Regions from separate parts of the Mus musculus genome. Here regions 1, 2, 3, 4, 5 and 6 are each linked to region 7. A link is a loop called in an ENCODE intact Hi-C map of the cell type or tissue named here. Cell type or tissue: gastrocnemius. All regions are shown on one strand.

Region 1 (4,000 bases), 210 kb after region 7:
CTGCTCTCGGAACTTAGAAATTCTGCAGCAGCAGGATTACTTTCTCAGCCGTTTTCAGCAAGCCGCTTGCTATGCCAAGAGCTTCACAAAGTCAAATCTGAGCACTACATCCAAGTACCAGGGTGAGCTTCAGCTCTATCCTCAGTGGCGCAGTGTGGTAGAAATGCAGAAATGACGCCTACCGTATCTGTGAATGCTTCTCGAGCTTGCAGCACTCCTGAGAGTTGGTTCTGTGTCATTAAGGTACAGAAGGTAGCACATCATACAAGCCATCTCTTTCCAGTTGGCACAGTAATGCCATCAGCTAGCTTTTAAGGCAGGCTTGTCAGCACTGTGTACACCGATGGATGTACTCAGGTTGGGTTCAGTGGTTAAGAACACCCACTACCTGTGCAGAGGACCCAAGTTTGAATCCCAAAACTCAAAGCTACTTTGTGACTTAGGCTCCGGGGGATCCGACACCCAGTCTGTCCTCCATGGGCATCCGCACCCATACATTCCCATATGTACATACATGTACACACATATACACAAAAAGACACACACATATACATAAAAAGAAAGGAAAGAATGAACACCTGAGGGTGGGGTGGAGAGCCATAGAAAAACTTCTGTTGATACCCAGAAAGAACTATTTAATTCCTTTGCTTTTTTATCTTTTTTTTTTTTAAGGTATGCTATGAGACTAAAAACCCACTCAGGCCCCAATGCCACACCAGAGGACAAACAGTTAGCTGCGCTTTGGTAAGTATAACCCCAGCTCTGCAAATGGGGTGCTGAGCTGCCCTGTGCTTCCTGGAACCTCCAGACCACTTTCCCCTAAGGTACCCTGAGTTCACGGTTGACCACATCACAGGGAGAGAATGATGACAGTAGTCGATCAGGGTAACCAAAACCAGCAGCCCCCTGTCTCAGAGAAATCAGGTGAACAACAGACACCCAGTGTGGACCTCTGGACTCTACACATGCATGGGTAGGCATGAGCACATACATATACACACATGTGCCCACACACAAAAGCGAAGTCAAAACAGCGGGCCCCACCTCAGTTCTTTGAACGTGAACTGTGCTAAATGGAATTTTTCTTACACTTAACACTTTACATGCAGTCAAAATCATGGACAAGTTACTCTGCATGCCGAATCAGTATGCACGAGTACCCACAATCCATTAGAGTTATCAATACACTGAACCGAGGGGACGCTCATTTTACTTAGGTAGTAAAATAATTTCTTCCACACTAGCTAATGGGTAATTAATCTCCCTGCACTTAGGATTACAGCAGTAAGGGCTGTGCAGTGATTACTCTCCCCACAGCATCTGCTCTGCCACTTCAACCCATCTCTCAAACTGTACGGCCCCTCTCTTAGTCTCTTGTCCTGTGAATTCCAAGTGGTGTGTGCCCTCAGCAGGTTCCCTGAGCTCTAGGTCTAATCTGTGAGATGGAAGAGCAAATGGAATCTCAGATGGCCTAACCGCAAGGGAGACACAAGATGATCTTGAGCCGTTTGACGTGATTTCCTCGGGAGTTTGAGGTGCTAGAAGAGGTGGATCGGGTTATACTGGGCGCCTTGTGATTGTAACACATTCCTGATCTGAGCTGGGGAAGAATTACCCGTGTCAAGCACCAGGAAAGAATGAGTCTCAGGAAATGCTAAATATGCCCTTTTCTTTATTGAAGTACCGTGATGAGATTAATAAATTGACGGTGATTAATAATTAATGTTGGAATATATGTAGGTTATAAATAATTATACAAAACGTTGTAGTAAATGAGCAAACGTAACTAGCCTCAGATTAGTATTTCTGTTGTGGTTGTAATGCACTTTATTTGAACTGATTACAATCTAGTAAAGCGTTAACAAGCAGAGGTGATAGAATCTGGGAAATTGCTGTCCCGTCTGCGAGGCCAATAGCTCGCCCCATAAAGCAGGGTAGAATGTGCTAGCACTCCCGCAGGCTGTAGTGGGGAGACACTGCCCTCTGGTGGTGGAAGAGGAGAGTGGCCTGACCCTGTTCCCAACAAAGAGCTCTTCAAGCTGTTATTACACCTCATCTGGTGGTAAATGCAGGTATGGGGGTCCTCCTTGGAATCTTGAATCGTGTTTTTTTGAACAAAAGGAACATCAAATACTCATACACATACTTAAGATGGAAACATTTTAGAGGTATAAGTGTGATCAAAATATTGAGTCAGAAATGACAGGATTTGTTCTGGAGCTTCGCTGTGAAAGACACACGTTTCTCTTCTTCCCCTGCAGTTACCGATGCCTGGCTCTCCTATACTGGCGGATGTTTCGACTCAAAAGAGACCATGCTGTAAAATATTCAAAAGCACTTATCGACTATTTCAAGGTACTGCCTAGCAAATAGGCACCATGCCTCCTTGTGCTAGGCTCTCTCCCTGGCAGAGGCACCTCTGAAAGGCCTCATGCACCCATTGCCTTGAGGCTAAACCTGCCATCTCTGTTGTCCAGAGTCACCCCATTTATGACACACTTGTGGTTTGCAGGGCTCCAAGAATGGGCCTTGAGAGCCCAGATAACTTGTTCCCCTGTCTTCATGTCCTTATTTTTATGGCCTCTAAACAGAGAATGTCCAATTTGTCCCCAATGTCTAGGGGATAGATCTGTCCTTAGAGCAGACCTGATTCCTTATGTCCACGTAGATTCTTAGAAGTAACTACTTAGACCCACTGCCCTGAGTTCATCTCTTGTAGCTGATTTAATCTTTGATTGAAATGTCATTTTTAAGGATAGGAAATGGCTCCTTATAGCTCAGAGACCCTCAACAGCAATGTGTGGTGGTGACACAGATCGAATCACAGCCATGGCAACTTTTATCTCAGAAAATTCAATTACTTTCCTGAGAAGAATACAAAACTATCAAAACAAATGAAGAGCACCTCTTTGCTGCGCTGTTGCAAGTGTACCTGAAGTTAATCATTTGTTCAAAATGTCATTTGTCTGAGATTACACCGTCCTTGTCTCCACCCCTCCTTTGTCACACACATGCATGCACACACATGCACACAAACACACAGACACACACATACACATACATGCATACACATACACACACACACAAATACATACACACACATACAAACACATACACAGATACACACATACAAACACACAGACACACACATACAAACATGTACACATATATACACATATACACAGACACATAAATATAAATACACACATGCACGCACACACATATATAAACACACAGACACATGCACGCATGTGCATGCACGCGCACACACACATCTTTTTTAGTCATTTATTGACATCCTGAACATCTGAGAGACCAGCTGGATGGTCAGGCTACTCTGGTGATGCTCTGGTCTGTGTCTGGTGCACTGCCATTTTCTAATTGTTCATATGGAATGACTGCTGCGGAGCAATGAGATAGCCTGGCAGGCTTGTCAGGAGGCAGAGGCAGGAGGATCGCTGCAAGTTCCAGGCCAATCAGATCTATACAGTGAGACCTGTCCCAAACACACATAACAGACATGGGAGAGGAGGCAGAGAGAGTGACTTTCAGATCAGAATCTAAGGGATGAATTGCTATATAGAGTAAAACCGAAGATGCTTGGAAAAGGAGTAAGATAAATTCTGTGATCCCAGTGAGTCCTGGCAAGCTTTTAAAGGATTGTTTTCAGTGTGTGTATCCAGTCTGAAAGTATGAACAAAAATGGACAGAGAAGGGAACAGAAAATCAGTTTCTCTTCTAGGAGTTATGGGCATTTGTATGTTTTTAAGTATATTTCAAGTGGCAGGTTACTATTAATAGTGTACAGTGTGGTTTGCTGTACACTGCACCTGTTAAATTGCTGCCACCATCTTTGTGACAGGACATCTCAGATCTGTCCCTCTCTCCCAGTTCTGACCACATGCCTTCAGGGGACCTCCAAACCTTATCCTTCCTGTTGAAGTTTTGTAGCTACTAGGTGCCCTTTGTGCCACACTCTAAGGATCGTTTAAATACAGCT
Region 2 (4,000 bases), 230 kb before region 7:
TTTGTAGTGGAAACCCAGAGAGGCCTTTCCAGTATGAAATAAAAAGAAAGGAGACTGGTTTCCAGGGACTGGGCAGCTGAGGGCTAGTGGGATACCCCTCGTCCTCCCAGCCCCCAGGCTAAACTGCAGCTGAAAGCAGGTCTTGGAAGACGCTTCCTTCCCGCCTCCTCTTTATTTCACTTAAGTTACTGGCTCCAGATATTTGAAACGATTTGTTTTCAGCGCTGCCGTGGGCTGCACTGTTAACTCTCACCGCGCCTGGGGCGCCCAGGGCTTTTCCTTCCTAGCGCCCACCCCAGATCTTCAAGAGTGCACACCTCCAGCCGCAGCGCCCTGCGGGTTCCCCTTAATTTGCGGAGGACCAGAAAGTCCCAGCTGGACACGGGGCGAGGGCGAGAGGCAGGGGTCTGCTTTGCTGCAGGCCGGCCTCGGCTCGGCACGGCATCCCCCTGCCCTCGGCGCCGCTGCGCCGCTCCCTTTGGCTCAGAGGACGTCCCCCGCAACCCTCGGGGCCACTGAGGGTCTGGAGAGATGGAGGGGCGCGGGTGAGGAGGGCGAGCCGGCAGTCCGGCCCGAGAAAGGGCGCGGGACCCCGAGCAGCCGCACGGGGAGAGCGGGGAGCGCGGGGAGCGCAGGGGCGCGCGGGGCGGGCGCGGCGCGGGGCTCAGGACGCGCGCGCGCGCCTCGGCCTCGCCCGCGCACACGCGCCTCCCGGAGGAGAAAGAGGCGGGCGGGCGAGCGGGCGGGCGCAGAGCACCGCGCCGGCGGCTGCAGCGGGCCGGGCCGCCGCGAGGGAGGGGCGGAGGGGCGGGCGCAGGCCGGGAGGGGGCGGCGGCGCGGCGAGAGAGCGAGCTCGCGGCTCTCGGCGAGTGTGGCTGCGCGCGAGCCGGCGAGCGGGTGAGTGCGCCGGGCGGGCCCGGGAAGCAGGGGCCGCGGGGGTGCCGGGCACTGAGAGCCGGGGGAGGGTGACTGGCGGGCAGGCGGGCAGGCGGGCGGCGGCGGCTCGGGCGCGGCCGGGATGCACCTTAGCGGGCGCCTCTCGTTGCAGCGCGCGGGCGGCCCGAGGCTCGGCAGCGGCGGCGGCGGACACGGCGGCGGCGGACACAGCGGCGGCGGCGGACACGGCGGCGGCGGCGCTGACACCTCCCACCATGGACAGCTTCGACTTAGCCCTGCTCCAGGAATGGGACCTCGAGTCGCTGTGGTGAGTCCCGGTGCTGGCCGCTGGGGAGCCGCGCTGGCCCCGCCTGCCCTCACCTGGGCCGGGACTCCGGGTGCCCGGCCGCCGTGGGGGTGGGGTGGCTCGGGGACACCCGCCTCGCTGGCCGGCTCCTTCCAGCCTTGGCGGGCTGGATGCTCGGCCGCCTCCCCGTGAATTCGTCGGTCTCCGGTTCCGTTCTCTCCCCTCGGTGCTTGCCTGCGCTAGCTCAGGGGGCCGGGGTCTGGCTGCCACTGGAGGAGCGCAGCGGTGGAGGGGAAGAGAACCGATTTTTAGAACGTGTCACTGATGCCTGAGAGCCCACCCCTCATCTCGCAGCCCCTCTCAGCTCCCTTCCTTCGGATTGTGCTCCCCTCCAGCTCCCGGAGAGCCTCAGGCTCACCACCCCTGTGACCCCCTAGAGTTGGTACCTCTACGAAGTGCCCGGAGAGGATGCTCTCTAGCCTTGCGCCCTGCCTGCTCCCTGCTTGGCGTTTGCATCCTTCCTCTGTCCTACCTCACTCCCACTGGAGATGGAAAAGTGAGCACCCTAGGCAGGAGGCCAGTGTGTCTTGGTGCCCGAATTCCGGAGGCCTTGGCCCAGGGAGACTCATTTCCCGGAGGTTCTCGGTTCCTTTGCACCCTTTCTTCACACATGCCCATGGCTGAACTCCTCACTCTTTTTGTCAAGCTCAAAGCTGGCAGCCTGGAATGCACTTGGGGTTCCAGTTCTCGCTAATCTCGCATTAGGGAGAGCTGCTATAGGTAAATCACAGGTAGATGCAATTTAATTCTAGTTGCGGTTGTCTGAAAAATCCCATTGGCTGCTTCAGCATCCCTCACATTGCCCCCACCCCTTAAATGTTTCCAACCAGCCCTATTCAGGTGGTAAAATTACTGCTTGTATATTCCTGGAGGAACTTGTGTTATGTTTAATATTTACGGGGATGAACATCTGCTGGAACAAGCATATTAACTGCTTTCTGTTCTGCCTCTGGTAATCGCTGATTGTAGAGCTGAGCAGTTCCCTTTTTAATTCAGTAAAGAGTTCACATGTGTCAAAAACTGCAAGTGGTGTGCACATGAATATGCGATGCACAATTTTAAAGCTAAACTGCTTTATGATTTATGACACATACCTCGATGGCATGTGGGCATGTGAATCTCCATAGTGACTTAGGCTCAAAGTGACTTTATTTTCTTAAAGACAGGTGTAACAAAATAAACTAGACACAGAGCTCACGAATTATCGGGCAGTTTCTTATAGAAGATCCGACGGTGACTACAGCTTGCTCTGCATAATGCTAGCACCTATAAAACACACAAGGATGGGCTCCAATGTAATAAAACTTGTATATATTACACTGGCAACTTCAAAGAGCTAGTGTAGAGAGAATATGGAACATGTTATTACTCTATAAAAGTTGCTAATTACTGTGTTGCTGCTCCTGGGGTTATTCCAGTCTTTCATTTACAGATACCTATTATTTTACAGGTTTACCTTTTGAAATATTGGTTTCTGGCACAAATTCAATAGCTTCCCAGATAACAACTGCCTTTTAAAAATGACTTTTGCTTTTTAAAATCTAGGCAGGCTTGTAGTTAAAGGGGAGAACTTATTTTTTGGACGCATGTTTATGCTACTTATCCACTTTCTGGTTCAAATTGAACTCCTGTATGGTTTTTATAAGTTGTATTTTGAGATTATCAGTGGTAATGTGTAGGCCTTTTTGGCAAGGGCTCAAGGTGTGTCTTCAGTTCCCAGTAAATTATCTTGAATACTGTCAAAGAATGCCTGCTGAATTGTCTTTAAATTTTTAATATCCTATTTATTTATTTATTTATTTATTTATTTATTTGACCATATCTCTCAACATAGTCCAGGCTGGCCTGAAACTTGCTTTGTAGACTGGGCTGGCCTCAGACCACATAGATTTTACCTGTTTCACTAGTGCATTGAGGACATTGCGCCACCACAGCTGGAAAGCATTTTTTTTTAAGCCATTGCACACTCAATCAGATTTGTAAGCAATATATAGTTTCTTGGCTTAAGAAAGCATGTTAGATTTCTTGATTACAGTATAGTAGAACAGTTTGGCTTAAGAGAATGTTTCTTATTTTGTGGATATAGAATTTACATTTACAAAAGGTTATCTTTAGGTAAAGTTAAAGATAAACCAAAAAACTTGGGTTTGCATTTCAAATATGTCAGACATTCTCTTAGTTATGGACCAATTTTTGCATGACATTTCTAACTCAATTTTAGGATTTGCTAAAGACTTTTATGTTTACAGTTCAGTTTCAAGCTCATGCATGATCAAAAACATGTAGTCTCTCTCTCTCTGTCTCTCTCTCCTTCTCCCCCTCCCTCCCGCTCGTTCGCTCCTCTCTTTCTCCAGCTCTTGTTTGTTTTTGAAAGAAAGTCTTGGTGTGCAAGTTTCACACTCAAGGTAATTATCCTGCCTCAGTCTACTAAGTTCCGGGATACCAGGCATGGGTCCTTCATGCCTGGCATACTTGATTACTTTCTATATGTCTGATATTCCTATATCTGTTATCTTCTTGTTTGAATCTGATAACATCTCAAAAGTAAATGACAGTACTCTCATTTTATAGATAAGAAAATACGAGTTTTAATCTGTAACTGTGCCAAGACCAAAAATGACAGCAGGTATTTTAAGTCTAATATTTGCTACATACTTGTCAGAGGCATGGCCATTATATGTCCTAGGTCATTTATTCCCCAACAAGAAACTTACCATGTACGTACTGTTGTTGGTCTGATTTTTACAGAGAGGAAAA
Region 3 (4,000 bases), 250 kb before region 7:
ACTCACCTCTGACTCCTGAAAGTGCAACTCTAGGATAAATGTGAATTTCAAAGAACACACACTCATGATGAGAAGTGGTGCAGTTTAGCCTCACCCCCAACGCACAGAAAAAAGCTGGTAAAATTGTGAAAAGGCAATACCAAGTGGCTAATGATCCTGACTACCTGGCAGGACTGGATATCCTCTTTGGAGAAAGGAAACATCACTGTAGGCTTTAAATTATTTCTGTAAACTTTTGCAGACACACTGCCAATCACATCCTAAAAATAACTAGACATAGGAGCTAAGGAGATATTGGTAGAAGAAACAACATAAGAAAAATAGACATCTGTGGTTCCAGATAAAAGAAAAGGAACTGTTAAATCCATGATTACTGTGTTTATAGCACCCAAACAGTAAACAAACAGTAAACAAACAAACAAAATACCCCCACAAAACCAAGAAGCTCATATGAACAACACTGGCCGAAAGGCAAGCAAGAGCAAAATGTGCATACTTTTAACACACATGGCTATTTGACAAAATTAAATATATGTAGGACGTTTTAACACATTATAAAGTATTAAAATGATAGGTAGAGGCATACTCCTTAATTAAATGCAATTGAACTGTAAGATATTTTCAAAAGGAAAATTAGGAAAGTCTTTATTTGGAAATTACAAAATATGCTATAAATGATCCATCTGTCAAAAAAGTCACAATAGATATTAGAAATGATTTTACTTTCAACTAAACGGTGACAAAAATGTATACATCAAATCTGCACCTTGGGGCTGGAGAGGCAGTTTGTCAGTTAAGAGTGCCTACTGCTCTTGTAGAGGACCTGGGTTCAGTTTCCAGACCCACACAGGCAGCTCATGACTGTTCCTGAAACTTCAGTTCCAGGGGACCTGGCACTCTCCTCTGGCCTTTACATGTGCCTGAACATGAAACGTATAAACTCATGCAGGTACACATTCATACACATAAATAAATTTAAAAATCTTAAAAATGTGCTCAAAGAAAAAATAAGTATAACAAAGAAGGAGGAGGCGGAGCAAAAGGAAAAGAAGAGTATGCATCAGTAAGACGTACACTCCATTAACCACTAATAGAAAACTGAAGTCATGTAGTCTATCTTTTCAACTAGCCACATAAAAATTTTCTCCCTTAAAATTCACCATCAGTTCATGATTTCGATAAAGCAAGTAAATAGATATAAATTGAACAAACGGGCAATAAATGGAAATTTTCTTAATCAGATAAGAGTTCCCCAAAAGAACCACACACATCCATAACACTAACTAACTTAGTTCCCTGGTTTCACTCATGCTTGTGATATATTCTGTCCCCTTACCTCCTCACCCTTTCTTCTTCCCTCCCAACCTCTATCAATATTCCTTCCTTCCTGTCTCCTCAGACCCATGGGTTCTGTGTTCTGTTCTTTTGATTTATTTTGCTTTTGACCCATTTAGTTTCGCTAGTACCATCCGAGTGACTATTGTTCTAAACCTATCCTTTGGAGCCCCATGGGGGTTCCTGAATGTACACACTGAAGATAGAGGCTCTTGCCTTTTCCCGAGTCTGGCTATAGGAAGTAGTTTAGTAGGGAGGTGTGTGGTCTCCTGAGTCCATTCCTCCCCGGCTCTGGAGGGGCCGCTCTTGTATAGACCCACTACAGAGTCTGCGATTGCAATGACTGTACACTGCCCAGGAGATGGCACTTCAGGGCTCTTCTCCCTGTCCTCCAGATCCTCCATTCTTTCTACCCCATATTCCAAATGTTTGCCTGGCTTTAGAGGGAGTAGTATAATTGTCTTCCTGAGTGCTGAACATTCCCCTGGCATTCATTCTTAGAGCCCTGTAGAGTCATGAACCTCTGCATTCACTAAAATTCATTAGAAAAGAGAACCTTCTCTGATTAAAGCTCAGAATGTCTATGGATACAAATATATAATTAGGAGGCAGTTCAGTGCTGCGTCAATTTAGTTAAAGAGAAGAATTAAGTTCCCCTACAAGGCTTATGACCTTTCCTGCATGTTTACAGTCCCACAAATGGATGCGCTCCTGTGGAGTGAACCCCAAAGCCAATCAGAGAGTGGCTGATTATCCCCATAACGGTTTTGCCACTATTGCATAAGTCGGCACACCTTGCCTCATGCTGTTATTGTAACCACGGGGCTCGCAGCTGGGTAAGAGCATTTGATGCCTTGCTTTTCCCTAGCTGCTTACATAGTGCCTTCTGGAAGCTTCCAGTTCAGCGCTAGCTGGCAAGAAGGAAGCTTCCGGATCGATGCTACCTTGATTTCTCATCCAAGTTGTGTGGTGTCTTCAGCAATGGGGTGTTAGCAACTCGTTTTGTGGGTAACCAAGAGGAACGTAGGCAAAAGCATGCATTGTTTGGGAGTTCCCTAGGGTCTCTCTGATTGATAACTCATAAAGAATATTTTCCACACATGGCACTGGAAGCCTTATAATTTTTATGGCCACCATCATGGTTTGTCAAATGTGAGTTACCAGCTAGTAAGTAAAATAATAATAATAATAATAATAATAATAATGGAGGTATACATCTTCCAAAGAAAATAGCCAACATTCACAGGTGGCATTCTCCTACTACTGTACAGATAGAAAATAGATAGACTCTCAGAATGAATAGGTCAATTTAATCAAACACCTAGGAAGAAAGTCTATCTGATATTTAAATAATCTTTGCAACAAATCACTAAACGTTTCAGATATAAATGAAAGAGAATCCAAATAAACAGAGGCATACCTTGCTCAGATACTAGAAGACCCAGCATTCCTAATAAGCAATCCATATACTCAAAGCAATTCAGTTAAGAGGCAAACGGACCTTTGCTGAGTGCCTGTCTGTAACTTGAGATGATGCTTCTGAAACAATGGTGATAAACAAAGCGTAGGGGCTTGACATAGTCTAAAGGTAAACAAGGTGAACATCGATGCCTCTATAAGTCAGTGGGGTTTGATATGATGGGACAGTGACCAAAAGCATATAGACAAATACACCCGTGTAGCAGTAATTTGGCTAACTGATCTGTGCTCCTGATGATTGCACTTGCCCAAGAGCTATCTGGATTCGTGAATGAAAGACACACACACACACACACACACACACACACACACACACACACACGGCAGTTAATTTTAAATATGCCTGGTTAGTTCAAAGGTTGGGCAGTTCTTATTCTTCCTCCTGCTAGCAAACACTCCTCTTTAAAATCTGTATTTCATCTCTGCTACCCCAAACACAATTGGGGAAGTGGCCCGTGTGGCCACTTTCCCTGATTCTAATACATTGGTGGGCCTTTAAGTCTGGTCTTTCTTCTTCCCATCATGGGGATCTCTCCTCCTTCCTCTCTTCCAGTTCTCAGCCTGCACAAATTTAAAAGTTCTCTCTCTCTCCCCCCACACCCCCCACCCCAAGCCATTGGCTATTGGTTGGCTATTGATGATCAAAAACCAATTGGGGACAGGGACCTTCAGTGTTTGGACGTGCAGATTCCCAATTAATTCAAAACATTAGAACCAATCCCCAAAGACCAGTAAAAATGGAGCAGTCACTGAAGATGAGGCCTGAGAGGAAGGCCAGAAGGCTGGCTAAAAATGCCCGACCACTTCTGCATGATGGTTTCCCCCAAGACAGGGACTCCTCAGATCAGCGCACACAGATTAAGTAAGCGTCTTGGCGTGGGACAGGCCACTGGAGATTTGTCCTCCAGACAATTCTAATCTGCAGAAAGACTTGAAAGCCACCTTTCTCAACACACACACACACACACACACACACACACACACACACACACACCTACCTCACACCGTACACATGGCTTCCTAAATCATTATGAGTAATGCTATTTTAGCATTTTAATTTTTATTTATTATGTTTGTGTTTGGTGGTGCTGGAGATTGACCTCAGAACCTCACACATGCAGCTCACACCACGTCTGACACCAGCCTGTCCTTATAAGCCATTAGGAAGATGTAAACTGTAACAGTA
Region 4 (4,000 bases), 390 kb before region 7:
GTGGCATTTCTTGCCTGCCCCATGATCTTTAAAGGTAGCATTTCCCTTTTGCATGTGGCCCCCTTTGAATTAATCCTCACAGCCAAATCAACAGAAAGTCTGAGTGTTTGTTTGTTTTTGGAGTTTGTTTGTTTGGTTGGTTTGTATGTTATTTTCTTTTTGGTCAAAGAGAAAGATGGGAGACAGGTGACGAGAAAGGAGGGGAAAAGGAAGAAGTGAGCATCTTTTCAATTAAGTTCTAGTGGGAAGACAGATGAGTAGAGAGGTGTAGCTTGTGCCACCTACTGGAAATTCTGAGGCACTGCAAGGGCAGAAACCAGGGTACTAGCTACAGGTAAGATTTGGATCAAGTAAGATTTGGATGACAAGTTTGAGCTAAGATTCCACAACAAAAGGCTTCACAGTGCTCGCCCAGACCTTCCCAAGACAATTCCCTTCCTTGGAAGACATGGGCAGACTTGCACTTCTGATGGAAGAGGTTAGTTTGAAAGATCTGGTCATAACGACAACTCCATTTTCCCAGTGGGCTACATTGTTAACGTGCCATTATTTCTGCTTAGTCTCCAATTAACAGTATGTCAGAGTCTAGCTGTGAGTTCTCTGTCCTACAATCTCTTTGTCAGTCAGCTAACACAAGGGCTACAGGAGATCTCAAATTTTAAGATTTCTTGGGTGAGTCCTCTTGGGAAGCCAATGATATACGTACCTTAAATCATATCTTCTATCAATTCATGTGTGTGTGTGTATCTTCTATCGATTCATATATATTCAACCACCTCAAGTGATATTTTTAAAATATTGGACACAACTGTACAAACAGACAAGATGGCAGACTGCTCATTATTAATCAACACTGTCTAGATTCAGTCACAAATCTGCCACAGGAGGGCTTCTCCTTGAGATGAGAAGAGCAGCAGTTGAGCAAAGGAAAGAAAGGGTTTTTTTTTGGGGGGGGCGGGGGTAGCCCTTGTCCTCCTCACAAGGAAGGTTTCAGAAACGTTACAGGCCAGTCTTAGCATCTGTTAAGAACCCACACATATGACTCTTACAGGACACACCGCAGCCGTCTAGTCTGGTGGGATCTTGACCGATTGCATTTGCCATTTCAGAACTGAGTCCTACAGACCCAAGGAGAAGTGGTTCAGAGTTCACTACACCTTGTCTCAGGCAGGTTTTATTTATAGCCAGAGAAAGGGAAGTGAGGGACAGAAAACAGAAGGTGTGAACGGATCCCACTAAACCACCTACCTATGTTCAGGGGACTTAACGTTATGTGGGGGAAGGGGGAAAAAAGACCCTTTCTAAGCTGTGCCAAGCTCAGCAAGTGTCCGCAGCAGCCACATGCAATCCTTCCCTGTTCCCATGCACTTCGTCTGGGTGGTGTTAGCAGAGGCTTCCTTAGTGCTTACACTTGTATGTGTAAATGGGGGTATAGCTTCAAACAATACATGTAGACCCCCCCAATTCTGTCCCCCATCTCCACCTCCTGCATCTACAGGTCACACAACAGTTCCCTCCATCTCACCTGTCTCTAAGATGCAGGGAGGGTGTGTGAAGGGCTGGGAGTGAGAGCCTACAGGGCAGAAAAAAAGAATTGAAGGTCAGCCATCCCCAAGCACGACGTTTACATCCCCTCAGCAGGGCCTGGAGGGATGTGCTCAGACCACACTGGGCCTCACAGTTGCATGCCAGGGAGACACTGTCCTACAGGCTCAACACAGCTTTGTAGGGAAGAAATAGCTGTCACACTCTGTAAGTTGCTGTGCCTGGCAATAGCCACATGGGGTCACTGTACTCTCAGGAAAGAAGGAACGTCAGCTGCGATGTCTGTCTGGACTGGTTCAGACTGGGAACCAGCTAACTGGCTATGGAAGAGATGAGACCTTCTCTTTCCTGCAAAGATGAGCGTCTATGGTCAAGTCCACCTCTGCTGTTAGAAGAGGAGGGCCTCAACATGGTGGACTTTGAACCAGGAGGCAACCCTCTGAAGCGTTACTCTATTCTAATGACGAATGTCATCTAGTCTAATGACTAAAATTCCCATACCTTCCACATTGGCTCACAGCTCCGGGAAAGCTACTGAGCCTCTCTCTGGAAGGAAATGATTATCCAATAAATCAAGGTAAAAGCCAAGGAATAGGGAAACCTGGGTGGTAAATCAGTTTCTGGCTCGATCAGCTGGAGATGGTGTCAATGAACCATCCTTTTAGCTGAGCAACCTTGAATGAGCTGCCTGGAATCCAGATCCTTGCTTGCCTAATTTACACACTAGAGATTATAACATACACCTTGGTTTGGAGTCAATGCATACGATACCTATCAGGTAAAACATGGGGTGAGCAATCTGCTTTTGAGACTATGGGAAGAAGACAGGGAAGAGAGGCTCAGAGTAGCCTAGGGAAGGCAGGGGCAGAAGGACCACCAAGTCCTTGGGAGATCTCAGCCTCCTTCTCAGGTGAGATGTGGGCATAGGAGTGGAGCTTCTGAGAAACTAAACCCAGTGAGAGTCAGAGAGGCCCACACCTCCACAGTGTGGGGACCCCAGGAGCTCACTGAAGCACGGCCTTGAATGCTGGGTGGTGCTAACCTAGTCTTTGAGGATACATCCCATGAGGTCTGGAATTACTGTTCTTTGGTGCTTGGTCTAAAGCCAAAGGAGAATTTCCATTTGGTTTGGAACTGTGCCTTGGGGGTGTCCAGCAGAGCCGCCCCTACCCCAACTCTGATGTCATTGCTTCCTGTTCAGCTCATGAACAGCTCACGTTCATTGGCTTCATTTTTGCCCGCCAGTGATTTCGTTTGATGAATTACTGGGCTTGGCACTAAAGCAGTCTCTCAAAGCCTGGGCCCCACACCAGCAGCCTGGCATCATCCAGGGATTCACATGGGCCCCTTTCACAACTTCATCACAAGGTCAGGGATGGAGACCAGCCAGCTAGTGCTGACACAATGTGTTTCAGAGGCTGAGACGCACTGCCGTAAAGGAAGGGGTCCACCAGGGTCCTACCAGGGTCACCCTTCTTACAGTGGCCCTTTGATCCTTAGCATCCCCGAGGCTACCTTCCCCACCCCCCTCTCCCATCCTCTCTGCTCTCCCATCACATCATCTAGCTGTGGGATAGCCACAGGTTAACCAGGCATAATTCCCGCTGGTCCACAGAAAATGAATGTGGCTCTTCTCAGCCTTCTCCCTTAAAGTGCAAGCTTTCTTAGGAACTGCTAAAAACAGAAGAATGCGCACCATAGGCCAAGACAGCTCCAGATAATGAAGATGGGAGTGTATAGCTGATGATAATGGCTGCCATTGATTAAGCCATTATCAAAGGGGCAGCAATAATGGGGACAGCCAGGACAAGCCACAGCAGCTGGCATGTGTGGCCTGTTCAGAAGCCTGTGGGATTTCCAATTATTGTTGCACTTCACAGAGGAAGGGTGGCATGGAGTCTGGGAGAGTTAGGCAGCCTTGCCTACATTCGTACATTGGGGATAGAGGGGGCCAGCCTTTTACCCACCCCAGGCAACCTTGCCCTGGGCTAACATCACCCCAGCTCCTAGGGTTTTACAGTGCTCCAAAGGAAGAGGATCCTTTAGTTCTTTAAGGCTGAGCAGATATATACCTCTTAAGATATCTGGATTATCATGTCTACTGAGCGAGCATTCTCCCTTAAGTCTGAGGTTTATACAGTCTGTGAAGGTGAGTTGAAAGACAGGCTTAGTGGCCACACTTGGGAGCCACATTGGAGCATCTTTGCCTCTCTGTGACTTGGGAGAAATGTCCCATTCCTTCTGGGGTTGCTGTGAATTTGGGTATGATATGGGTGCCTCTTTGATCACAGGAAGCCACAGCATCCGTCTTTCTATGGCTCTATACTCCAGAGGCCTGCGGTTGGGCAGCCCTCGGCCCACCCCAGCCTCCAGCCCTCTGATACTTTGAGGTCTTGGTCTGAGACTATCTTCCTGGAGAAAATGGGCAGTTCTAGTCCTGGGGCTGCTTGGAGCA
Region 5 (4,000 bases), 380 kb before region 7:
CTCCCCCCCCCCCCCCCCCCCCGTTATTCCTTGCTTCTCTTTAGGGTTTTTGTTTGTTTGCTTTGTTTTGTTTTGTTTTTGTCCAGGGGTGGGTGGGCTCCCATGAAGTTTCTATTGGTCTCATTGCTTGTTCGGGTCTTAATTAAGCCGTGGTACTGTTGACATATTTTGGGTGATCAGCTTCCCTGATGTTTTTAGGAGACAAAAACCTCACAGCCATCTTCTGGTCCCCTGGCTCTTACAAACTTTCTTCTCCCTTCCCTCTTCCTCAACAGTCTCTGAGCCTCCGATGCATGCATTTGTACATGTATCCATCGTGGGGGACATAGAGATTTTTTTAATGCACCCACAAATATTACCTGGGGGCAGGGTGGTTGACACACTGTTTGGGATCAGATTCATCACCTCATGCGTGGGCTCCTTGTATTACTTCTGAGAAGAGGCCCCCAGTGTTAGGAGTCTTTAAGAACCTGTGGTTTCAAAGAATGTTTGCAAAGCCACTCATAATTACACTAGGCGGTTGTAAGACACACTCCTGGCTTAGGGCAGAGTTGATTCTTCCAAAGAATCAGGGGAAGTGATAGAATTTAAGAAAAGAAGTGTAGATTTTTCTACTTATCCTATGTTGGCTCATAAAGGTAGCATTTCCCTCTTCAGTGCTCAGGGTAGGATTGACAAACCTCTGGTAAGATTAAATGGGAAGAAAATAAAACCTACATTCCAGAGGGAGCTGCCAGAACACTCATTCACCAGTCTCTTCTGCCCAGATGGCTTTGCCAGATGTGAGGTCGGGCCTTCCCTGGCCTACTTATAGCAAGTAGACCGAGCCTTGCTAAAAGGCACGCTTTGTCTCCAAAGCATAAAGGCCTGCTTGCCTCTCCACACCTAAGCTACCTCTGTCTCCAGAAAGCCAATCATCTTTTTTTCATGCTCTCTATGGTCATGGTCTCCTACATCTCTGGGCTAATTGTGCCCTGTGATGATGAAGGATGTCAATATGGACTTTTCCAGAAGGGAGAGAGGAAGCAGGGAGGTCCCCAGCTTCCCTCAGGTGAACCTGGATGGAGCCTGGAAAGTGAGTTTTCTGCTTAAGGTGAAGTAACTCATGCCTTATACTATCCCAAGCCTAAAGAACCGGGACACATTTGTAAAAAGACTCAGGCTTGCAAGGCATTTGCTTACTTGTGTGCCCCACACCCCAAAAAGCTCTCTGCAGAATAGAGGACACAAGAGTGGATGCCCAAAGGACTCCCCTTCCTTTCTCTTGCCACCTTGTTCTTTACAAAGGGTCACCGTGCTCTGGTTCCTGGGGAGCTGAGCGCATAACCACGCCATCCAAAAGGCTGCGTGGTTCCTTTGTGGCTCATCATTTGAAACAGGAAATAGCTAGGCAGTGAATTTCCCGCAGGGCACTGCCTGGAGAGAGCCAAGCAGCCTGTTCGGCCCTGTGGGGGTCTCCTTTTCAGCTCTGACCTCTTCAGAATACTTTTCTCTACAAAAGGCTGGAACTGAACCTCCTAGCTAGTTTCCATAGCAGGTCAGCCCCAAGCTCAGAATCAGAGCCAGGTCTCAGGGATGATCAGAGCTGGGCAGCCTGTAGGGGGCGCCACATTCCAAACAGAGAAAGGTAGTTTCCAGAGCTTTGAAAGGAGCTAAGCTTTCTCCATCGTCGGGTCAACAAATTTCTGAAGCTCAACTTTGATTCTAGAAATGATTTCTCTATGCAAAATTTTAGGATAGGAAAATCTAGAGAGAAAAAAATGGTCTAGGGGATGGTGGGTTTTCTTCTCCCCATGCAGTTAAAGATGATCCCGTGCTTGATAATGTGAGTAATTAAACATTACTGTTAGAATGTCTCTGTATTGCCTACCAAGTGGGCCCAACTTTCTGACATGATGACAGGATGTTATCTATGTAATATCATGTAATACAGTTGCCAAAAAAATCACATCACAGATACACACACACATCATATATATAAGATGCCATACACACACACACACACACACACACACACACACATACACACACACACACACATATATATCTTACTGGCCATATAGATGGTATACATATCTTATTGGTTTTATATATATATATATATATACACATATATATATATATGTATATATATATATATATATATATATACATACCCTTACATATAACCATATATATAGTATATATACGCATTTCTGTATAGTTGCATTTAAGTTACCCAGATGATAAACTACTCTCATTCTTGAATAGCCATCAAGATTCATCCACTGTTTTCATGGAAATATGTATGAATGGAAGACCTAGAGGCTTGCCCCCCCCACAAATGTCTAGTTTGGGTGCCCATCAAAGCAGAATGAACCCACACCACAGTCATGCTGGCAGGTTCTGCTCTGAGGAGACACCCTCCTAGTTTAGCAGCATTCCGCGTCCATTGCAGGGCAAAGGCTGAGGAGGGTGTAACTTCCTCAGCGATTCGGTGTCCTGTAGAACTGGGGGAGGGACGAAGAACAGGACAGGGATAGTGGCTTCATCACCAGGTAATCTGAAGTACTCCTTGGATTCTAGTAGAATTGTCTGGAATGGAACTTTGGAACCCTTCACCTGAGAATGGGAGACGGCTCACTGAGTCCCCTGCTAGTCTCAGGGTGTGATTGTCATGCACATGAAGATGAAAATCTGTGAGACAGCTCTCATGGACTATCCATACTCAACATCCAGACAGAAAGGTTTGAGGGAGCCGTGATGTGGGCAACACAGTTGGTTCACACTCAACACAATGCTGGTTTCACCGAGCAAAGACCAGGCTTCTGTGTCAGGTCCTGGCTTAGGAGTAAAGCCAGGAAGAACTCAGGGGGTTCACAGAGAGGCCCTAAACCTGTGGGCCTCAGCAGAGAACTGGGTAGTACTCAGATCACAATTTGCCACATGTGGACAGAACACCAGGAATACATTGTAACTTGCAACATTTTAGAACAGTTAGCAAACAGCTGGATGCCCTGTTCTCAGTGAGTTAGGCCAGAGCGTCAGCAAAGCAGGTTTTGTTATGGAGGTCAGCAGAAAAATAATCGGGTTGAGTACAGCAGTATATTCAAAAGTGCATCTCCATCCAATGCTGTGGGTTGGTTTCACTTCAGAAGCAGAATGAGGAGGAAAAAAAACCTTCTTTAGGAACTTTCCAGAGCTTCAGATATGGAGGGCACCGAAGCAATGCTGCTTTTCCCTCCGCGGCAAAAGACAGGCACATGCTCTGCGCACTCTCACATCACCAACACAAAATTTGCATTAAAAAAAAAATCCTGGGGTTTGTTGTTGGTATTTGGCTTCTAAATGGAAGGGAAAAGGCTGGAAAATGGGTAAGAGTTTTCCCAGAAAAACTCAAGCGAGTCACAAGAAAGCAAAAAGGGGGCATGTAGAGGGGATGCATACGGGCGTGTGTGAGGAGGAGGGTCCGTGACACCCTTAACTAGGTCTAAAGAACAAGTTCTTTCACTTGAAGACAAGGCGAGGTAAGGAGAGAGAAGATGCAGAGAAAGTGATCCTGACCCTTTTAAAAAAGAGGAGCCTCGCAGCGGAGGAAGCAAGTTCTTATTCCCCGCCAGTAGAGGGCACTGTCGAGCAGATTTTGGCTGCTGCTTGGCAAGGGGTCTTGCAGGGAGCGGGGCTGGGGCCAGGAGCGGTGATTGCTCAAGTGGATGGAAGGCGTGTTTCTTAGGGTGCCACTCAGAGTGTATGAATACCAGGGGCGGATTTGCATTTTTAAAAACGTTATGCTAATATATTAATATCTCATAGCAACAGAGAAAAGCTGTGGGCCTTCCATGGAGTCCCCGATTCTCTCCACAAACCCTTCTGACAGGTAGCGATTTATATAAAATGCTCGGAGGAGGCTGTAAGAGATTGTGATACATATTTCATAATATTTTCTAGCACAGCACTTGATCTCACGGGCAGATTCATGAAAATGCAGTATTTATTATACAATATCCATGTTTTATTAAAC
Region 6 (4,000 bases), 170 kb before region 7:
CCCAAGCTCCACCCACTGTTTGGCAGTGGGTGTGTGTATCTGTCTGAGTCAGCTGCTGGGTGGAGCCTCTCAGAGGACAACAAGCTCCTATCTGCAGGCATAACAAGAGTATCAGCAAATGGTGTTCTTACATTTTGGTAGCCAGATGATCCTCAAAAGCAGGGCACTTCCCGTTGGAATGTATTTGTGTTGTGAAGAAAAATGAGATGGGAGAGGAGGGTGTGACAGAGATTGATGGCAGGTGGGGAGCAACGTTCACTGGGGTGGCCGGGGAGGCCCAGTAGGAGGGTGACTTTTGACCTGAGATGGGAGAAGTGAGCCCCACGGAGGTTTGGGTGAAAAGCCTTTGAAACAAAAGAGACAGCAGAGACAAGAGCTGCTCAGGAGACAAAGAACAAAGAGAAGGCCAGCGTGGCAGAGACAGCTGAGCTATGGCGGGTCAGGGTCGGCTCGGGTGCAGAGGGTGCAGAGGGTGCAGGATGGGGAGGAGTGGGTGTGGACAGCAGGACACTGTAGGGACCTGGCAGGTGGTAATGATGAGTTTGACATTGATTCTAAATGCAGAGGGAAGCCACGGAGAGCTGTAAAGCCCGGGAAGAACATGATGGTATTAACACGGCAGGATTAGCCAGTAAATACGATGGTAATAGTATTGAAAGTCTGTGTGTAATTCTGTGTAATAATAGCCTGTGCACTCTCTGTGGTGTAAATATCCTGTGTTTAGTTGGAAGCTAAAAGAAATGTTCCATGCAAAATGTGCTAGGTGAATTGTGGGTGTCTGTATTTCTACAGGCTTAATACTCATCATTTGGAGAAGATATATGCAGCTTTGGCCACGTGTGGGCATAAATTGTTCGTTGGAGTAGGGCATGCCAATTTCAGCTAAGGTCTCTTCTTAATTTTGATTGTGCATCCCTTGTGGTTACATGTCAAAATATGACACATCAGCACAGACCAAGCCAGCTTTAATGAATAGGAAACCATGCGATTTATATGATTCGGGGGCACGAGGGGAATTTTCTAATGCCAGCCCAAAGATAAGTGACACAGAGGTTATTTGATTAATTAGATATGCGTAGACTCTCTCTTCAGCTTCCTGCCTGTCATCTGATCACCAAACACTGCAGACCCAGTGACTCTGCACTCCAGGATTAAGATCCAAGGGCTGCCTTTGCCACGGTCAGATTCTGTCTTTGACAGCGTCCTGCATATGTAGTCTTTCCTTATGCATGTGGTCTCTTCTCACATATACATATGTCAAAGGCACCGCTCCCCAAAGGTCAGACCTTTGTGGGGAAGACCATCAGAAGTGTCTGTAGACAGCACCCCCGAGTGTGTGGAGCTGAAACTTATTCTGGAGGGCATTATGGACACCCCTGTGAGATGTGATCCGCAGAGCCACTGGTCACGTTCAACTCGGACCTTTGTGAGATTCTGCCCTTTGAGGTGACCCAGGCCTGGATTGGCATAGGTGTCAGATGAGTGGGCAGCGCTGGCAGTGAGCCTGTGTCACCTGGACCACAGGGACGATGAGGTACATTAAATGAAGGGGACATTAACTCCTCTCCTCCAGGGACAAAAGCAACCACAGAGGTCCCCAGTTGGTAACCCAAACACTTAACCTCCACCAGGGAGAGCCACCACCACAATCTTTACAACTTGGTGGCCTTAAAGAAAGTAAATAACAAAGCTTAGCAGTCGCAGGTCAGCCCTGATGGATCCTGGTCTGTGGATCTCAGTGCTCTTTTCCTAACACCAATTTCTTGTCTCGCATAGCTGCATTAAACAACTCCTTTACTGGAATCCTTTTTCACAGCGACGGGGTAATTTTATTGGTCTTTCTGCAAAAGATATACAGAGCAGGCATGGTTGTGCCCACCTCTCAATTCAGGACAATGACCATATTTCTATGATAGGAATCTGGCAAGTTGTGGTATGACGTCCCAACACGGATGTGCCTACAGGACGCTCTGTGCTGCCACCACAGCTACAGCCACGTTTCTGCAGTGACAGGAAGGAACTCCTGAATGCAACGGTCTGAGAAGTTGAACTCAGCCCAGGTTTAGAGTGTAGGGCAGAAGCCTAGGAAAGATGTACTGTTCTGGAGTTTTCAAGGTCTCTTCTGTGCTGTTTGCTTAGGCAGCAAAGCTACAGGCTGCACACATAGTCCGCTGTCTGGAGGCGCGGATCGAGTAGCTGATGTACACAGTGGATGTCCTGTGTGCACATGTGGATGCATGTCCTGGTGATGGCCATGCGAGGAGTCAGGACTGGTACTGGTCTCCTTACCCCCAACTCTAGGCCGTGTGCTGCCTCTCATTCATGCGCCTTAGTGTTTATAAAATAGTGGTGATAAAGTCAGAACTCCTCTTTGTGTTAGCAGCTCACAGGGCCACTGAACTGGTTTCCTCTGCTTTTGCAACTTTCTGTACGGGCTCTTTGCCTTGTGCGGCTTCTTTACAGATAGGTACCTGTCTGCATTGCTCGTCGCGGGAGGAGATAGTTGATATTTCTGGACTTCCTTTTCAGTTTAAGAACAATGAAATTTTATTGGTTCTGTAATCCTTGAAAGAATAGCAAAGGGGGTAGGAGGTTGTTTTGTTTTCATCTGTGGGCAAGAAGCAGCCACTTGTCATGTGGAGAGCAAAGCTTTCCTGATTCGAAGTATCAACTTGGAAAGATTTTCTCTTATTTGTACGATTATGGGCTCTCTAGAATCCAAATTCTAACGATTATCAGGCAAAAAACAAACCCACAAAACTCTTTAAAGTTGAGTTTCAGAGTATTCTTTTAGACCCCTTTATTTATCTGCTCTTTCTCCCTCCCTTTCTCCCTCCCTGCCTAATTCTCCTCCCTCCCCCAGCCCTCCCGACATGAATACAGACTTAGAGTTATGATGTCAGCCATGGTCACGTGTATGTGGTGGCCTGTAAAGTTGTATTGCCTGGTGATACAGTAGCTGTCTTAGTTTATGTGTCCTGCACAGTGACAGAATCACCTAATGATACTTTCTGAGAACACATTCGGGTTGTTAAGCAGTGTAGGATTTTTTGTATGTGAAATGTGTACATTCACACTTGATATTTTCTCTCATATGTAAGGATTACACTTCCATCATTTTGAATCTTGCATTTTTCATTGATTATTAGATATCACTACGTCCACTTTGAAAACATTGCTAGCATTCATTTGTGTGAATAGACACAACTTTTTTGGCTGCCCTATTAAGTGTCCTGGCCTGGTATTCTGATGGTTCACAGGGACAAGTGCTGTGGCGAACATTTTGGTATAGAAGGTATTGCATATATTGCTGAGATTTCCTTCAAACATGTATGTTATGTGTCTGATGTTTTGCCTTGCACGTATGTATGTCTGTGCACCACTTGTGTGCCTGGCACCGTCTGAGGCCACAAGATGACTTTGGCTTGCCTGGAACTGGCCGGGGCTCGTGAACCACCGTGTGGATTCAGGAAATTGAATCCTGGTTCTTTGGAAGAGCAGCCAGTGCTTGTAACTGCCGAGCCATCTCTCCATTTCCCTTTAGTAAATTCTTGAAGATGGAGGTATTGATTGCAGGCTGTGAACTTTTATAACATTTTTGATAAATTGTGAAATTTCTCTTCAGAAAGATGTCTCCGTTTCAGTACCAGGAAGAACATGTGGAATTTCTTGCTAGAATTGTCTAGATTGAGGACCACACGTTTTAGTTCTCTATCTGCTCATAGGTAAAACGATGTTTGCCATTTGCGGTTTTCTTTTCTTATATTAAGATGAGCCACCTTCTCCCTGCTTTGCCTTTTCCTTCCTCCCTCCCCATTCATGTCCTAATGCAAGCTTGGGATTTTATAATTGTGTTGTCTTTATTGTATGGCTTCTAATTGTATTGACTTTGTTGTATAATTTATAATTGTATTATCTTTAATGCCATCTTTCTGCCTCTCTGTGTCACATATTTCCCTCAGTTTACCCACATGTTTACTTTTAGATAGAATTTCTTGTA
Region 7 (4,000 bases):
AAATCCCTCCACCCAAAGCCTACTGTGTTAGTGTCAGGAAAACTCACAGACCTTCAGAGGACATGTCCTGAACCCTTTACCCATAAACATGAAAGGAAATATCCGAGGCTAAACAAGTTCCATGATTGGAAGTATGCTTCAATTATTCCACTATTCCCTGCAGCCTGGCTTAACATGTGCTGCTGGGGTGTCCTTCACATGAGTTACCCGTGTTCCCTCATTGTAGTGCCCTCCCTGTCTTCCAGGTAGAAAGAGAGAGGTAGAGGCCATAGCACACAGAGCAGAGTTTAAACTGAGGTCTCCCACTGTGCAGCCTGGGGCTCTTTTATACCCTGCAGAGTACAGCCAGTCCTCTGTTCCCACAGGCTCCCCAGGCCTGTGGAGCATAGGAACGAGTCCTGAAAGCAGCTCCACAGTCTGAATGGTGTGCCAAGGCTGTCGCTGAGTGTGTGTGATGTGTGGGTGTGGCCCCTGCAGCCTCCACCTCCTCACAGATCCCAGGCTCTCTCCAGCGATTCAAGTGTGGTGTCCGCTGCCTCGTGCCTCAGTGCTGAGCCATGATGTGAGACCTAGTATGTCCACATCTGTGCTTACATGCTTAGACTTGCTCCATGTCACTAGTCATTGTTCAACACATTGTGTTGGGTATTCTAGTCATCTAGAGATGACATAAACCATATGGGAAGGCATTTGTAGGTTTTGTACAAAAACCGTACCGTGTTACACAAAGGATTTGAGCATTTACAGATCTGCATGCCTTCAGGGGACCAATCCCCAGTGGCTACCCAGGAACAACTGTGTTAAAAAAACAAAACAAAACAAAAACCAATCGCATGTTTTTAAACATCCGACTGACTGTTGCGCAAGTACCTCAAGACCCTTGGATCTAGTCTACCTCACTCCCTTCAGCCTGAAGAAGACACATCATGGCTGCTTTGACTGTTTCTGTTTGTGGAGGGTAGGAGGGGGCTGCTAACTGTTCCTGAAGTATAGGACCGAGGCTTTGGATGTCTAAGCCACCCCATGAAGGAACTGTGCAAGCAGAGAGACACTTTGATAGTCCCTGTGTGTCAGCCTGGAGCATACATAATCAGTTATTTAACAACACACCTCAAAATGCCAGACTTTTTTTTTTCTTTTTTCTTTTTTTTTTTTTTTTTGCAATGGCCTGGGTGGTTACTACTCTCTGGGAGCCCTGTGGTACACGGTAGTCCCCTTGTCACCTCAGGAAGAGCAGCACTGGATCTCAGGGGGAGGAGAAGGCAAAGACCCAGAGTAAGGACCCAGCAGGTGGGACTGCAGTGCAGAAGCCACCGCCCTCCTGGCTGCCAGGGGAAGAGTTTCCAGCTGAGTCTGCCTTAAGCAGTAGCTTACTGAGCATGTGACTTAGAGCCAGTGCAGACTGCAGTGTGGGGCACACTCATTTTCCCAGGGAAAGCCGCTGTTCTCATCCACTGTTGCATATGCCTGGAACGGCTCCTGCTAGATACATTTTCGAACTCACGTGTCCCAGTGAATCAGCATGTCTAACAGCGTGTCTTCATTCATTACATGTGCTTCTGGAGGAGAGCTCTGTAAACCTGTGACTAGAACAAACATTTTATTTTGGAACTGACAGCCGTTAGCTGCCTTCGTTCTTACTGTTGAAATGACGTTTCAGATTTGTTAGAAATGACGCTGACTTGAAATCTCAGTATAGAACATATAGTTCTAGGATATTTGCTAATTTTTTTTTTTTGCTAAAGTATTACTGATTATAGGAAAGACTTAACATTAGTATGAACTTCCCTGAGGAATTTAAATACTTGCTTAGTTTCTTTACAACTTGGCCCTAATTTGTAAGACAAAAGTGTTAAAAAAAAATCTTTTGAAATTGCTTGTCAAACAATAAAACACAAAGAATAGTCTTTCTTGGAGCAGTAGAATGTTCTGAGTCACTTCTTAAAGTGGTTTTGCCACAGTTCAGGTCCATACAGTGAGCGACCACAACAGAAACCAGTGCAGACTGCACCCCCTGGTGGGCCATTTGTTTGATAAGCAGTTGGTTGATAGCTTTTTGTCTCTGAAGGAAGAAGTGGAAGTTTACATGTAGAAAATTCATGTCTTTGTAGGAACTAAACAGTGTCCAAAATTACCAAGCTTGGCTTGGTCTTTGGTGGAAGGTCTCATCTGTGTGAATCGTTCATGATGTTAACCTGTGTTTACTTGAAACACGAAGAACAGTGCATGAAATACCCAGCATTGGAAGCAGGGTCTCTTGATGAGTTTTATTTTCTAGCACAACAGTGGTCAGTGTGTCTCACTAGGTGTAGAATTAACTGCACAGAACTTGAGAAAGTTCTCCCTAAAATATTAATCATCTTGTAGCTTAGAGCTGACTTCCTTTAGGAACACTGGCCCCACTGTGAGAGAAAATGACAGAGGACCAGGACATCAGTGACTTTCACAAAACTCAGAAGACCTCAAGTTGCAGAGCAAACAGCTCAAGCTATAGAGTGTGTGTATGTTGGGGGCAGGGGGCGCTTCAGGACAACACGAGACCTGGGTGTTACTTACATGAGAGAATAATCAAGGCCATGATACCTATGAGAAGTCCAACTAGAAACTGAAATACTTGCTAAAGGTTAAAGGTAGGCTCACAGCCATGAACAATTCATGCTAGTAGGTTCGCCCCCTCTGGCAGGTTTTGTCTCTACCTGGCACCTGTAGGGGAGACCTGGGAGAATCCTGACCTCACCTATGAACATCCATCCAGACAGACCCATGTACCCTGCCTCTCTTCCTGATCAGAGTCTCAGCTTACAGGAAGGACACAGAAGGTCAGCCTGCAGAGCTGCATCCCTCTACAGAGGAGGGGAGTGAGCAACAGCTACAGCAGCTACAGCCTCTGCCAAAACATACACTCACCTTCTCTCAGCCCCGGGGCACAAAAGCAGGCGTACCAGAAATGCATCATGAGGGACCCTGCTGGAAGCCTCGCTGACCAGGGGAGGACAGGAGGAAGCTAAAGTGCTACTCCTTGGGGAAGGGTAGGGATTTGTGCAATGGCCAATGGGCTAGAAGGCTCAAGAGGGATGCCCTGTCAGGACCCCAGTGGAAGCCCGAGTAGCAATCAGAGCATAGACACCATCTTTCTTCCCTGACTCCGTTCTTGAACACAAAGTCAAAAAACATAGTAGGGTATAAAGTAGAAGAGCTTTGCAAAGGGGGGAGACAAAGTGCAAGTCCCAGGGGAACTCACGTGTACCTCACTTCCTGGATACATGAACACAGACCTCCAAATAAAGAACAAAACCAAGGCCACTGGAGGAGCATTTCACTGCACAGCATGGAATTTGTTTACATCAGTATCTAATGACACTGCCAGGATGGTTGTTTAGAAGAGTGGGTGTGCAGACGCATCCAAAAAGAAAAAAATATATATTTTTTTTTGGAAGAGGCAAAGCAGTGGTCCCCACCAAAATCTACTACAGCACAGATAGTAGAACTTTAAAACAAGGTATTCATTTGATACCATTAATGTGCTATTCTTTTGTTTTTTGTTTTTTTGAGACAGGGTTTTTCTGTATAGTCCCGCCTGTCCTGGAACTCACTCTGTAGACCAGGCTGGCCTCAAACTCAGAAATCCGCCTGCCTCTGCCTCCCAAGTGCTGGGATTAAAGGTGTGTGCCACCATGCCCTAATGGGCTGTTCTTACAGCATGCAGAGTAACACGGGTTATTGCACTAGAGATGGGAACCATAAGGCAAATGAAAAATTGGGAAATAGAAAACAACAATTAAAAAAAATATATCTCTTTTCCCTTTCCCACAGATGACAAAGAGAAAGTACTACAGCACTCTGGCGACTTTCTCCTAAGACATCTCTCTCTCTCTCTCTCTCTCTCACACACACACACACACACACACACACACACACACACACACGGTACTGCCAGCCTCACCCACCTAGCCTAGACTCACTACCCACCTTTGGTCATTTGGCATTTATTGTCTATTGT

Evidence for each region. Hi-C counts contacts between places; a loop is a spot of excess contacts. Peaks named below come from ENCODE experiments on the same cell type or tissue, not always from the same donor. Only the 100,000 strongest peaks of a DNase experiment are listed, where the experiment ranks them.
Region 1: it touches region 7 in a loop (5-fold over the local background); 14 of 42 quality-filtered maps call a loop at or near these places.
Region 2: it touches region 7 in a loop (4-fold over the local background); 9 of 42 quality-filtered maps call a loop at or near these places.
Region 3: it touches region 7 in a loop (2.0-fold over the local background); 2 of 42 quality-filtered maps call a loop at or near these places.
Region 4: a loop joins it to region 7, with 6 times the contacts of the local background. A loop is called at or near these places in 23 of 42 quality-filtered maps.
Region 5: a loop joins it to region 7, with 8 times the contacts of the local background. A loop is called at or near these places in 32 of 42 quality-filtered maps.
Region 6: it touches region 7 in a loop (4-fold over the local background); 6 of 42 quality-filtered maps call a loop at or near these places.

The regions. Positions count from the first base shown.
Region 1 is chr1:38,183,680-38,187,679 of GRCm38, reverse strand. Aff3 (AF4/FMR2 family, member 3) reads left to right here. Exons shown (of 22, transcript NM_001290814.1): 18 at 673-744; 19 at 2,262-2,355. Among named protein-coding and RNA genes, the nearest start is that of Gm16150, 34 kb to the left of the region's middle. In gastrocnemius, a CTCF peak has its summit at 1,984 (motif pointing left); a DNase peak (open chromatin) is centred at 1,973.
Region 2 is chr1:38,624,293-38,628,292 of GRCm38, reverse strand. It overlaps Aff3 (AF4/FMR2 family, member 3), which reads left to right and starts at 1,049. Exons shown (of 22, transcript NM_001290814.1): 1 at 1,049-1,204. The coding sequence starts at 1,152. In gastrocnemius, no CTCF peak of the experiment used is centred here; DNase peaks (open chromatin) are centred at 131, 758, 1,240 and 1,665; H3K4me3 peaks cover 2,242 bases; H3K27ac peaks cover 1,127 bases.
Region 3 is chr1:38,637,539-38,641,538 of GRCm38, reverse strand. All of the region lies in intron 3 of Gm34596 (a long non-coding RNA gene), which reads right to left. Among named protein-coding and RNA genes, the nearest start is that of Gm34596, 8.9 kb to the right of the region's middle. In gastrocnemius, a CTCF peak has its summit at 1,685 (motif pointing right); a DNase peak (open chromatin) is centred at 1,668.
Region 4 is chr1:38,785,426-38,789,425 of GRCm38, reverse strand. No RefSeq gene overlaps it. Among named protein-coding and RNA genes, the nearest start is that of Lonrf2, 49 kb to the left of the region's middle. In gastrocnemius, CTCF peaks have their summits at 291 (motif pointing left) and 1,777 (motif pointing right); DNase peaks (open chromatin) are centred at 303, 1,781 and 2,883.
Region 5 is chr1:38,767,662-38,771,661 of GRCm38, reverse strand. No RefSeq gene overlaps it. Among named protein-coding and RNA genes, the nearest start is that of Lonrf2, 67 kb to the left of the region's middle. In gastrocnemius, CTCF peaks have their summits at 1,607 (motif pointing right) and 3,601 (motif pointing right); DNase peaks (open chromatin) are centred at 1,598 and 3,623.
Region 6 is chr1:38,559,035-38,563,034 of GRCm38, reverse strand. The region is part of intron 1 of Aff3 (AF4/FMR2 family, member 3); the gene reads left to right. Among named protein-coding and RNA genes, the nearest start is that of Aff3, 66 kb to the left of the region's middle. In gastrocnemius, a CTCF peak has its summit at 1,625; no DNase peak of the experiment used is centred here.
Region 7 is chr1:38,391,135-38,395,134 of GRCm38, reverse strand. The region is part of intron 5 of Aff3 (AF4/FMR2 family, member 3); the gene reads left to right. Among named protein-coding and RNA genes, the nearest start is that of Gm16150, 170 kb to the right of the region's middle. In gastrocnemius, a CTCF peak has its summit at 2,016 (motif pointing left); DNase peaks (open chromatin) are centred at 429, 1,336 and 2,012; H3K27ac peaks cover 349 bases.